3 separate regions of the Homo sapiens genome follow, and regions 1 and 3 are each linked to region 2. A link is a contact called in ENCODE Hi-C or POLR2A ChIA-PET data. All regions are on one chromosome and are shown on one strand. The core of a region is the stretch at or near the end of the contact, and the rest is flanking DNA. Distances in the headings are between cores, read along the strand shown. Region 1 overlaps IL2RA (interleukin 2 receptor subunit alpha). Region 2 holds the start of UPF2 (UPF2 regulator of nonsense mediated mRNA decay). Region 3 holds the start of NSUN6 (NOP2/Sun RNA methyltransferase 6).

The links. Hi-C counts contacts between places; a loop is a spot of excess contacts on that map. ChIA-PET counts read pairs that join two places held with the same protein, here RNA polymerase II (POLR2A). Pooled maps may share reads with other maps.
Region 1: a loop to region 2 is called in a pooled map, with 7 times the contacts of the local background. The contact joins the enhancer-like site here to the promoter of UPF2 in region 2. A Hi-C loop is called at or near these places in 1 of 37 single-sample maps with no recorded cell type and 3 of 50 pooled maps. POLR2A ChIA-PET finds 5 or more read pairs at or near these places in 2 of 52 experiments (OCI-LY7 and activated B cell).
Region 3: a map of CD8-positive, alpha-beta T cell shows a loop between it and region 2 (34-fold over the local background). The contact joins the promoter of NSUN6 here to the promoter of UPF2 in region 2. A Hi-C loop is called at or near these places in 1 of 168 maps with a recorded cell type or tissue (CD8-positive, alpha-beta T cell), 1 of 37 single-sample maps with no recorded cell type and 7 of 50 pooled maps. POLR2A ChIA-PET finds 5 or more read pairs at or near these places in 1 of 52 experiments (naive thymus-derived CD4-positive, alpha-beta T cell).

What each region holds. Positions count from the first base shown.
Region 1 is chr10:6,048,847-6,052,465 of GRCh38, reverse strand. All of the region lies in intron 1 of IL2RA (interleukin 2 receptor subunit alpha), which reads left to right. Among named protein-coding and RNA genes, the nearest start is that of IL2RA, 12 kb to the left of the region's middle. RefSeq lists enhancers at 962-1,231, 1,322-1,451, 1,462-1,841. Within about 2 kb of position 1,250, at least 31 of the 41 ENCODE cell types and tissues checked have a DNase peak (open chromatin) inside an H3K27ac peak, as active enhancers do; they include OCI-LY7, where a contact is called at or near this core.
Region 2 is chr10:12,040,785-12,044,566 of GRCh38, reverse strand. It overlaps UPF2 (UPF2 regulator of nonsense mediated mRNA decay), which reads left to right and starts at 1,758. Exons shown (of 22, transcript NM_015542.4): 1 at 1,758-1,812. It overlaps LOC105376416 (a long non-coding RNA gene), which reads left to right. Exons shown (of 3, transcript XR_930666.2): 3 at 606-768. RefSeq lists enhancers at 1,341-1,590, 2,761-2,850 and silencers at 2,031-2,170, 2,191-2,240.
Region 3 is chr10:18,649,423-18,653,049 of GRCh38, reverse strand. It overlaps NSUN6 (NOP2/Sun RNA methyltransferase 6), which reads left to right and starts at 1,463. Exons shown (of 11, transcript NM_182543.5): 1 at 1,463-1,921. The coding sequence starts at 1,847. RefSeq lists an enhancer at 1,224-1,323.

The DNA of each region.
Region 1 (3,619 bases), core at 1-2,500, 6.0 Mb after region 2:
AGCAAATGTTCATTGAGGAACTGCTATGTGTCAGGCACAGGGTTTGAGACACAGAGATGAATAAGAGCCCATCCTTGACCTCTGCACAGACAATTATGACACAGGCTAAGTGCTGAGATACAAGTTTAAAGAAGGAGTCGATGGAACACACAGATCGATGTTCATTACCCCTGCAAAACCCAGCACATCTCACATCAGGGACTGCCTCATTCACATCATGTTAGATGTGACAGAGAGGACAGCAGAGAGCGTTGTTTTGTCATCAACTACTAAAATTATTAAAACCAAACACCACTAATTTTGAACTTCAGGTAGACAGAGGATGTAGAGTTTTCCTTTGCTCAAGAAATTCCTTTACAGAGAAAATGGGAACATTTCAAGTGGGAGTATTTCAATTCCTTTAATAACAACCTGTTTTCTAGCTCCCACATTCCCCAAGTATTCTAGAAGCACCTTTCATAATGGACAGCTCTGACCAACTGCCCCACACACATGCATGTGAACCGTTCTCCAATCCTAAAAGTCTGTGACTTCTCCAAGGAAAGGAGGAAGGAATCGTATTAGTCCAGTTTACATTATTATATACTTTGTAGCAAAGCAGCAATGTTTCCTTAAAAAATTCTATATATATATATATATATATATATAGCTGGGCATGATGGCTCACGTCTGTAATCCCAGCACTTTGGGAGGCTGAGGCGGGCAGATCACCTGAGGTCAGGAGTTCGAGAACAGCTGACCAACATGGTGAAACCCCGTCTCTACTAAAAATACAAAAGTTAGCCAGGTGTGGTGGCACATGCCTGTAATCCCAGCTACTCAGGGAGGCTGAGGCAGGAGAATCCCCTGAACCTGGAGGCTGAGGTTGCAGTGAGCCGAGATTGAGCCACTGCACTCCAGCCTGGGTGACAGAGGGAAACTCCGTCTCAAAAAAAAAAAGAAAAAAAATATATATATATATATATATATATTTGTGTGTATTTTCTCCTCATGAAATGAGCTCCTTGAAGCAAATCGGCCCATCTTTTCAGAGAAAGATCAGTTTATTACGTCACCAAGTAAAGGGCAAAGGAATCATTTCTAAAAGTTTCGTTTGAAGTCCCCGGAGTTAAAGTTGACGTCAGCCTCTTCCTGCCCTGGTGCCCCGAGAGTTTCCCGGGAGTTTTGGGGATGACACCCGGCTGCATGCGTGACATCTCGCTGGCTGGGGGCAGGCCTGGTGGCTTCCCCGACAATGAAACCAGGCAGAGCCTGCAACCCAGCTGAGCACCAGTGTGGTCTCTGCTTCCGGTCCTTGTGGTAGCACCTCTGTTTACAGCCTGATTTAGAACAAAAAGAACTTTTGTAAAGGAGAAAACTCCTTATATTAAATGGAAAGCAAAACAAACAATTACCAAAAAAAAAAAAAAGTTGGAGGGGTGTTTCAGAATAAAAGAGCCGTCTCTCCAGACATCTGTCTGACGCCCAGGTGGCGCTGAGACCACAGGGTGAGCCTTTTGGCTGGAGATGTTGATCCCTGGTTTACTGCACTTCGGGCTTTCACTACCTTTCACCCACCGGACCATCAGTTTCACTTTCCCTCTCCCAGCGTCTCTCAAGCTCTGCTTCTCTGGCCCCGTTTTCAATCTAGTGCAAGAGGACCTGTAGCCAGGGCACCCATCCTCCTCCTCCTCGTCCTGCACTGGGATCCCAGCTCTGAGCACTCCCGGGCCAGGGAGGCCTTGCTGCGTGCTCTGCTTCTGTGATCTTACAGATTCCTCATGGCCACCATAGGAGATGGGGACTGTTAGCACTATTCCCCCACCCCAACCACCTTTTTTTTGAGACAGAGTCTCACTCTGTTGCCCAGACTGGAGTGCAGTGGTATGATCTCGGCTCACTGCAACCTCTGCCTCCCGGGTTCAAGAGATTCTCATGCCTCAGCCTCCCCAGTAGCTGGGATTACAGGCATGCCCCATCGCCATGCCTGACTAATTTTTGTATTTTTAGTAGAGACAGGTTAGTAGAGACCATGTTGGCCAGGCTGGTCTCAAACTCCTGACCTCAATTGATCCACCAGTCTCAGCCTCCCAAAGTGCTGGGATTACAGGCTTGAGCCACCACGCCCTGCCACCATTCCCATTTTACGGATGAGGAAACTGAGACCATGAGGCAGTAATTCACTCTCCCAAGAAAGCAAGGAGCCAGTAGATCTGAGCAGAACCCATGCATTCAGGCCGACACAGGAAGCAAGCTGTCAACAGGCACTGTTCATCTCCTGGGCTGCCTAGGCAGGCCCTGAAGCTCTGGTTTTCAGTCACCCTGTTATTCATCCCCAAGTTAATCTCCCCTGAAAGCACCTGTCGTGATGCCCTTTCGGCTGCAAGAGCTCCAGTCATTTCCATTGCCTCAGGGGCACTTTGCTACCTCCTCTGCCTGGCACACAACATGCTCCCCAGCCAAGACTGTTCCCTCAGCACATAGCACGCCTTGGCCAGCAGGTCTCCTCCTGTCCTTCAAAGGGAACCTCCTCATTTGTGATTTCAAAGCTGGACTCCCAGGAACACCCTCCTCCCTTACTGGAACAATCTTCCCCATCTTGTCTGCCTACCGGAATTTTTCCCAACCAGAAAAGCGTCTTGAGAGAATGGAAAAGTCTTATGAATTTGGAAAGTTGACAGCTTGAATTCAAATCCTAGCTTGAACTTGTGAATTTCTACTTTCCTTTACGAAAACCTTTGCATGCCATTCTGTGCAGGCACTAGCAAGGTGGTGGGAGGGAGATGGATACAGTAGGGTGAGTGCCGTGTAAAGAAAAGGGAGCAAAGTCTGGGACTGCAGAGAAATGCCACAAAGCACAGACAGAAGAGTCCCGGAGGCTTCCCAGAGAAAGATGACAGCCAATGGGAGACCTCCAGGGAAAGCAGGAGTTAAGAAGGTAGAAATGCATTAGGGAAGTGTGGCATGAGCATGATGGTCAATTTCAATGTGTCCACTTGCCTGGGCTAAGGGATGCCCAGATAGCTGGCTAAACAGTCTCTCTGGGGGTGTCTGTGAGGGTATTTCCAGGAGACACTAGCATTTGAATTGAATAGACTGGGTAAATTTCTTGTTGGTAGACTGAGTAAAGAAAATCACCCTCACCAGTGTGGTGGGGATCATCCAACCATAGAGGACCAGAATAGAACAAGAAGGCAGAGGAAGGTTGCATTCTCTCTGTTCAAGCTGGGACATCCGTCGTCTGCTCTTGGACATTTGCACTCCTGGTTCTCCAGCTTTTGGACTCTGGGACTTACAGCAGGGCCCCTCTGCTCCTCAGGCCTTCAGTCTTAGACTGAGCCACACCACCAGCTTTCCTAGTTATCCAGCTCCAGCTGGCATATTGTGGGACTTCTCAGCCTCCATAATTGAGTGAGCCAACTCCCATTATAAATATTCTCTTATTTATCTACATACATCCTATTGGTTTTGTTTCTCTAGAGAAATTCTGTTTCCCTGAATAATACAATGACCAAGGCCCAAGACAAAACACATGGTGAGCTCCAAGAGCCACGCAGAGTCCCGCAAGGCAGGAGAGCTCAGGCACATAGTGGAAGCAGAGATTTTGAAGTTGGGCATGAGCTGTGTCTTGGAGTCTCCC
Region 2 (3,782 bases), core at 509-3,008:
CATCTTTCTCTTTTTTTTTTTTGAGACGGAGTCTCCCTCTGTCGCCCAGGCTGGAGTGCAGTGGCGCAAACTCGGCTCACTGCAAGCTCTGCCTTCCCGGTTCACGCCATTCTCCTGCTTCAGCCTCCGGAGTAGCTGGAACTACAGGCACGTGCCACCACGGCCGGCTAATTTTTTTTGTATTTTTAGTAGAGACGGGGTTTCACCGTGTTAGGCAGGATGGTCTCGAACTCCTGACCTTGTGATCCGCCCGCCTCGGCTTCCCAAAGTGCTGGGATTACAGGCGTGAGCCACCGTGCCCGGCCTTCATCTTTCTCTTTCACTATCCTTTAAATGACTGACCTATGTGTAGTGTATAAAAAATATATATTTTTAAATACAGGAAGCAGCAACACTCAGTATGAGAGGATAATTTGCGTGCTAAGAGTAAATGGGGAAGCAAACAGTAAATAGAGGCAAATGGGCAAAGGTTGAGTCATAGGGAACCTGGACTTGCCTCAAGTATTTGTGGTTGGTAGTAGTTCATTACGTGGGCTTGGGCACCAGGTGGGGCCCCCTCAAGTCAAGCAAACGTCAAGACCAGTTTCGCACCCTTGTTCCTCTAGCTCCGGACCAGCCAGAGCCACCTACTCGGATCATGTTGGCAGAACCCAGTACTGTTTCGAGGCCAGATGCACCATTTCAGCAATTCAGGAGGAAATAAGCAGTGTGGATAAACTGATACCCATTTTTGAAAGTCGGCCTGGGTTCGCATTCAGAAGAAATGTCGACGCTAGCCATTTTTTTTTTAAAATGGGTGATTTGATAACTCAGGGAAGTCTTGCCACTGTAATTTTTAAAAGTTTGCTTGCTAGAACCAGGTACTTTCTAAGAAGTGTATGGAAAAAGCCTTGATTCTTCTTCGCCCTGGGTGGTTTTTACGTCGAACACCTAGAAGTGCTTCTGGAAATCCCCCCGCAGGACTTTCGATGTCTTTTAGGGCATTCTTAAGACTAGACCCATTCCTAAGCGACTCCCACCTCCCAAACCAGCCATATGGTTTAGTTTCTCCAGTTTCCAATTTTCTAAATCTTCAACGTCTCCCCTCGAATTAGTCCAATCAAACTTTCTCTTCTTAGACCTCTTCCTTAGGTTCGCACCAGGAAACGCCCAGGAGAATCACGTGGCCGGGCTTGTCCTTAATGGCGCTCCGTAACCCTCCCACTATTCCACCACACTTCCTCGCCTCCCGTGAGCTCCGCCCCGCCCCATTCGCGCTTCCCACCCCCATCCCCCGCGAAGCGCCTGCGCCTGCGCAGCTCCAATTCAGGCGCTTTCCCTTTCCTGGCGACCAATCCACTTCCTGCCTCGGGTCCTCGGAACACTCCACCCCTCCGCTGGGGCCCTGGTTTGAGGTGCTGGTAGTGGCTACCTTACGTATTGCCAGTCTGAAAAATTCGCTCTTCTCATCGACTGGGGAATTTGAAAGAGCTGTTAAGTGAATGGCACTCATATGAGCCTTTGCCCCGGACCCGCCACCCCAGAGTCAAGCTGAGGGCATCGGCATGCCGCAGGGAAGACGATCAGGACTGTTTTTAATCGGGCAGTCGCGCGGATGGCCTTTTCCCTCTCGCCTCCTTCCGCCCCGCCCCCACTCTCAGCCCGGCCGCGCTGGTGAGTGGCGGGCGGGAGGGCTGGCGGGCGGAGGGAGGAGGGGGAGCTGAGGGAAGGCGGGCCCTCGGCTGCGAGATAGGTGGGGGGAGGGGAGGGGAGAGCCCGAGCGCTGGAGTTGGTGCTGGGAAACCCGGGGCTAATGTTGACAACAGGCTCGAGGTGAGTCCCGGGGATCCTCCTTCCCCTCCGCTCCAACGATCGGGAGGAAATGGGGCTGGGGGGCACCGGCCTAGACTCCTACTCCCTGGGGGACCCCAGAGGCGACTCCACACTCCAGCTCTCCGGGGTCGGCGAGCAGTGGAGGGACCGCGGGTCCGGCGTCGTTCTCCTCAGACCCCCTGTCTCCGAGGCTCCCATCAACGCGGGAGCCCCCGGGCCGGGCCATGCTTGGGGGGCGGTGGAGGAGGTGCCTGCCCCACATGCCTGGGCCGGGCCTCGAGACTGGAGGCGGGGAGCCCGCGGTGGAGGGGCGAAAGTGTTCGGGGGCGTGGAGGAGAGCGAGGGGAGGTCGGGGGAAGCTCCTCGAGAGCCGGGAGGGAAGCGAGGGCGAGAAAGTGGGGAGGGCGCGTGTGTGGGAGGCTGCGGAGTGGGGAGACCGGCCGGGAAGGCTTCTGTGGCGAGGGAGTGTGGGGCGAGAAGTTGGGGTTGGGGCAGCGATGGTCCGCGAAGGTGACCGTGGATACCTGTGGGAAGGGGAGTTGTGTCGGGGAAGTGTGGTGGGTTTAGAGGTTCCTACACCACCAGAGCAGGGGTTTGTAGGAGAGGTATGTGTAGGGGAAGGGGCTTGGGGTGTATCTGGGGATGGTGGGCATGGGCTGTTTGGTTGACTTCCTTTTAATCACATAGGCTGGTTGATTCTTCACTTTACCTTCACCTCTTCAAGGCGCCAAGCACTCTCTTCTTGCTAGGACTGTTGGACTAAGGAAGTGATCACAGGATATTTGGTCCCCAGGTTGGCAGAGCAGAGCCAGCTGGGTCCACGCTGGGGTGATCGGACCTTCAGCTCTCTTGCTCATCTTAGAGGACTTACACGACACGAAACGATGCATCAGATCAAAGTGAAACCCTCGCTGACGCTTTATCTCATTTCCATAGTTCTTAGGTGTTCCTTAACATCGTCAGTCTCCTCATTTGTGAGCTGGTACAATTTCTAACAGTTCTTAATACGTCCTTTATACTAAGGATGTTCTTTAAAAAATAAAGTCAGAAACTGGGAGATAGTGTTCCTGTGCTGTTCTGTCCTGACAGCATTTTGAATAAGAGAATTGAAAGGTAAAACCGCATTCTCTCATACTGGAGTGTTTTCGGAGCACTCTGATTGGGATTTCATACATAATCCATATGGTACTTTGCAAGGGAATGTCTTTAAAAGGGAAACACCCCCTTTTGTGCCCTCTTCCCCCCAATACACTCCATTGGTACTTCTAGTAAATTAGTTTTACTTTCTTTTGGAAGTTCAGAATGTATTTAGAATACCAAATAAAATATACAGTTCAAGTGACAGGACACTATTTTGGGAGCTAGGAAGGTGGTTTTAAAGCATGGTTTCCTTTTAAGGGTAGTCTGAATATAATTGTATTCAGCAAACTAATTTGTAACAGCTAATCGGATTCCAGTGAAAAGATCACGACTTTTTCTCCTCACTATCTTGAGAAAGGACCTATTTAAAATTGTATTTGGACTTGAAAAACTTTTGGAAACACTTTAGATGAAAAGTTTGGCTGTTAAAGCTTGAAGTTATTGAAATAAGAATTTTAGCATTTTATTAAATATCACTTAGTGCTCAGTTTTTTAAGTCGACATAAAACAAACGTGTATTGAGGTGAATCACGGTGTTTGTATATTTTATTCGTTTTAGTGTAGGTAGTGAAAAAGCACTGGGTAGTGAGTGTTGGTCCAGCCACGGAAACTAGCTGTATATATAATCTTGGGTAGGTGACTCTGCTGCTATCCTTGGAATGTAAAAATTGAGGATAGAAGTAGATAAAATCTAATAGTCTTTATCTGACTTTACAAATCTTTCATTGTATGCTGAACTTCTCAGTGTTCTTTGTGACAGAACATTTATTAATGCCTCCCTCATGCTAGTTACTATGCTAGAATTTTAAGAACTCTACAAGATAGATAGC
Region 3 (3,627 bases), core at 214-2,713, 6.6 Mb before region 2:
TTATCACTTTCAGATGTTTTAGCCATGAAAGAATCTCATGGATTTATTGAAGAAATATGCTATGGTCAAGGACAAGGTATTGGCTCTAGAAGCCAAATTACTAGTCTTTATCCTGGCTTTTTATTTGTGAGAACATGGAGAGTTGTTTCAACCCTAGGAACCTTGATTTACTCTTTAAAACAGAGAAAATGGGCTGGGCGTGGTGGCTCACGCCTGTAATCCCAGCACTTTGGGAGGCTAGAGAGTCAGATCAGTTGAAGTCAGGAGTTTGAGACCAGCCTGGCCAGCATGGTGAAACCCCGTCTCTATTAAAATTACAAAGATTAGCTGGGCCTGGTGGCACATGCCTGTAATTTTAGCTACTCGGGAGGCCAAGGCAGGAGAATCTCTTGAACCAGGAGGTGGAGGTTGCAGTGAGTCGAGATCCCACCATTCCACTCCAGTCTGGGCGACAGAGACTCAAAAAAAAAAAAAAAAAAAGAGCAGAGAAAATGATAAACAACTTGCAGGTTGTTGTGTGGTATAATGGTCATTCATTATTTTCTACTCTTTCTGGTAAAGAGTTGGTGTGTCATGGAAAGTACCTGTTCTATGTGTGTGTGTCTGTGTGTATAATTCGGTGTGAAAATTAAAGAGAAAAAAACAATAAAAAACCCTTTCCTATACTTATGTGTAAATTACCATGGTGTGCTGCAAAAAACATATGTCAAGGTGATAGAATTATTTTGACTTTCCTGTACAGTTATAAAATGACTCAGTGAGTTTGGTTAGATATCCTCGTTCTTTGAATCTATATCCTTGTCTGCTTATGATGAAAAAAAAGAAAAAAAAATAATGGCGAGGGTCTTCCAAACTCTAAAGAATATGTCAACTATGATACAAGTAGCAGTTAGCCTTATAACTAACTGTAAACACTGTCTGTGGGTTTTAAGTTTTACCTGAGCATTGGATATTAACAGACCATTAGCCCAACTTTCAAAAATATGAACCCTATGAACTTCACAACTGAAGTCAGATCTGTATGCCTGAGAGAGGTAAAATCATGTCATGAAATCAAACGGTGGCTGATGCGCCCAAATTCTGGCCTCATCCTCTAACTGGAGGACATCTGGCAGGACAGCAACTGGGCTGTGCCTTTTTTCAGTCCAGCAACATCTTCCACTCAACCCACGCCATTTGGCTGTTTCCCCATTGCCCCTGGCACCTAGCCCTCCGGTACCGGGAACTAAATATCTTTGACCATCCCGCCCGCGGGGTCTGCCTACTTAACCTGAGGCAGGTGAAAGAGCCTCACGCAGGGTTAGGAACCTCCGGGGGCGTGGCGTAGCGTAACGCAGTGTTGGGGAAACTTGCGGCTGTGGATTGGGGGACCGGAAAGGGAGGGGTGGGCCGCAGGCGCCGGACGTGACGTAAGCCGGAAGCGACTTTCCGCCGAGAAATAGGGGGCGCGTGTTTGGAAATTGATAGAAAAGATAAAGGGACCGAGCTGCTGTCAGCCTGGCTTACTGATCTGCGTCCGTTTCACCACGGATTCAGTTACTAAGCATTTTTTTCTTTTTTTGGTTCTTTGCAACGTGAGTGGCATTGGCTCAGTGATTTCCATGAGCATCTCTACCAGAAAACATTGCCTCGATGAGGTGTGGTGGAAGCCCGGCAGCCCCTTCTAATCGGCTAGGCTTGAGAAAGCGTGTACCTCTGCATTTCCGAAATTAACTCAGCGTGATCGGCAAGATTTTCCTCAGCATCTGGTGTCAAGACACTCGTCACTATTAATTCGGAAAGAAAAAAAAAAACAAAACACCGTTTTCCAGCATTTCTCTTGGTGGAGAACTAAACAACAGGAAAAATGTCTATTTTCCCTAAGATATCTTTGAGACCTGAGGTTGAAAACTATCTTAAGGAAGGCTTTATGAATAAGGAGGTAGGTCAAGTAAAGATGTTAGTTGATATTTTGCAAAAACTCAAATATTCGCACACTCGAGAGAAATAGAAATAAGTATAAAGGGAAATCTTGACAGCCGTCGTTCCTTACTACTTGTCTATCAAGTGTAAAAATACCAATATGTTTCTACAGGTATTAAAGCTTACTGAGATACGAAGTGAATAAGGTATATGTTTTAACATTTAGGAGTGGAAAAGAAGGGAAAAAAGGCATGTGCCTGTCAGGCATGGCACAAAGGGTTACAAGGATGAACAAGAAAAGGTCCCTGTCTTCAAGAACTCGAATCGAATTTTAAAAGAGCGCTGGCTCTGGCACTCAGGTGAAAAGGTTTCTGTAATTTGTTGAGTGCCTCTTAAATGCCAGCAGTTGTGCTAGGAGATTTGCATCTTTAATCTTCACAATCTTTTTTTTCTTAGAGGTTTTTCCTCTTTTAATAGACTTGAGCAGAAAACTGCTCAAGGAATTGTGTAACTGATCCAAGTTGACACAGCTATCAAGTAACTATTGAAATCTGGAGGGAAAGAGTTCAGGTGTAATGAACAAAGGTACAGCTTTTGAATCTCAGGCACATGATTTGCATTCTAGTGCTTTGTAAATTACGTGGCTTAACCTAGATTTTTCTCTTCTGTGAAAAATTGAGAATGGTTAAAAATATCTTGCCAGGTTGTTTTAGGATATTAAACGTAAGTGAATACAACTAGCATTGTTTTGGCATGTAAGTCCTCAAAAAATGTTAATTTTATTTGCTAAAGTCCTCAGTAAATGTTGATTATCTTTGATTGCAAAGCCTGTTGTCTATTCCATTTTACCATGCTGCCTCTAAGCAACTTTGTTTTTTTTCAAATCTTTAATTTTTTAGTCAAGTTAAAAATATTTTACCAGGTTGTTTTAGGATATTAAACGTAAATGAAAACAACTTGCATTGTTTTGGCATGTAAGTCTTCAAAAAATGTTAATTTTGTTTGCAATTGGCAGTGCCTGCCACAGAAGTCCTCAGTAAATGTTGATTGTCTTTTATTGCAAAGCCTGTCCTCTCTACCACTTTACCATGTTGCCTCTAAGCAACTTTGTTTTTTTTGAAATCTTTAGTTTTCTTAGTTAGAGTAACACCACTTAAATGTTACTCATTTTTGAATATGTTATTGAAGCCATGCCTTTTAGATTTGATTTCTACGTTTCATTTCCAAAGATTAGCTTGAGGTACTAGACTGTATGGAAAGAGAAAATATATTCTGTTGATTTCAAGGGACTTAAAATATAAGGCACATATTAGGAGAAGTAGGGGCATACCACAATTTTTTCAGCAGATTTTAAAATGGAGAACGTCGTTTTATAAAGAAGATCCAAACGTCTTTCTTTGACACTGCCTCTGCCTCGAGTCTCATCAGTGGTATGGTTTTACAAAATGAAAAGCTATGCCTTTGTGAAAAGTACTGAAGGGAAAGGAATATTAAGTTTTATGCCTTTTTTTTTTTTTTTTGAGACAGGGTCTCCCTCTGTTGCCCATGTTGGAGTGCAGTGACATGATCACAGCTCACTGCTGCTTCGACCTCTGGGACTCAAGTGATCCTCTCACCTCAGCCTCCCGAGTAGCTGGGACCTCAGACAGGGGCCACCACTCTGGCTAATAATATTTGTATTGTTTGTAGTGATGGGGTTTCACCATGTTGCCCAGGCTGAATGTT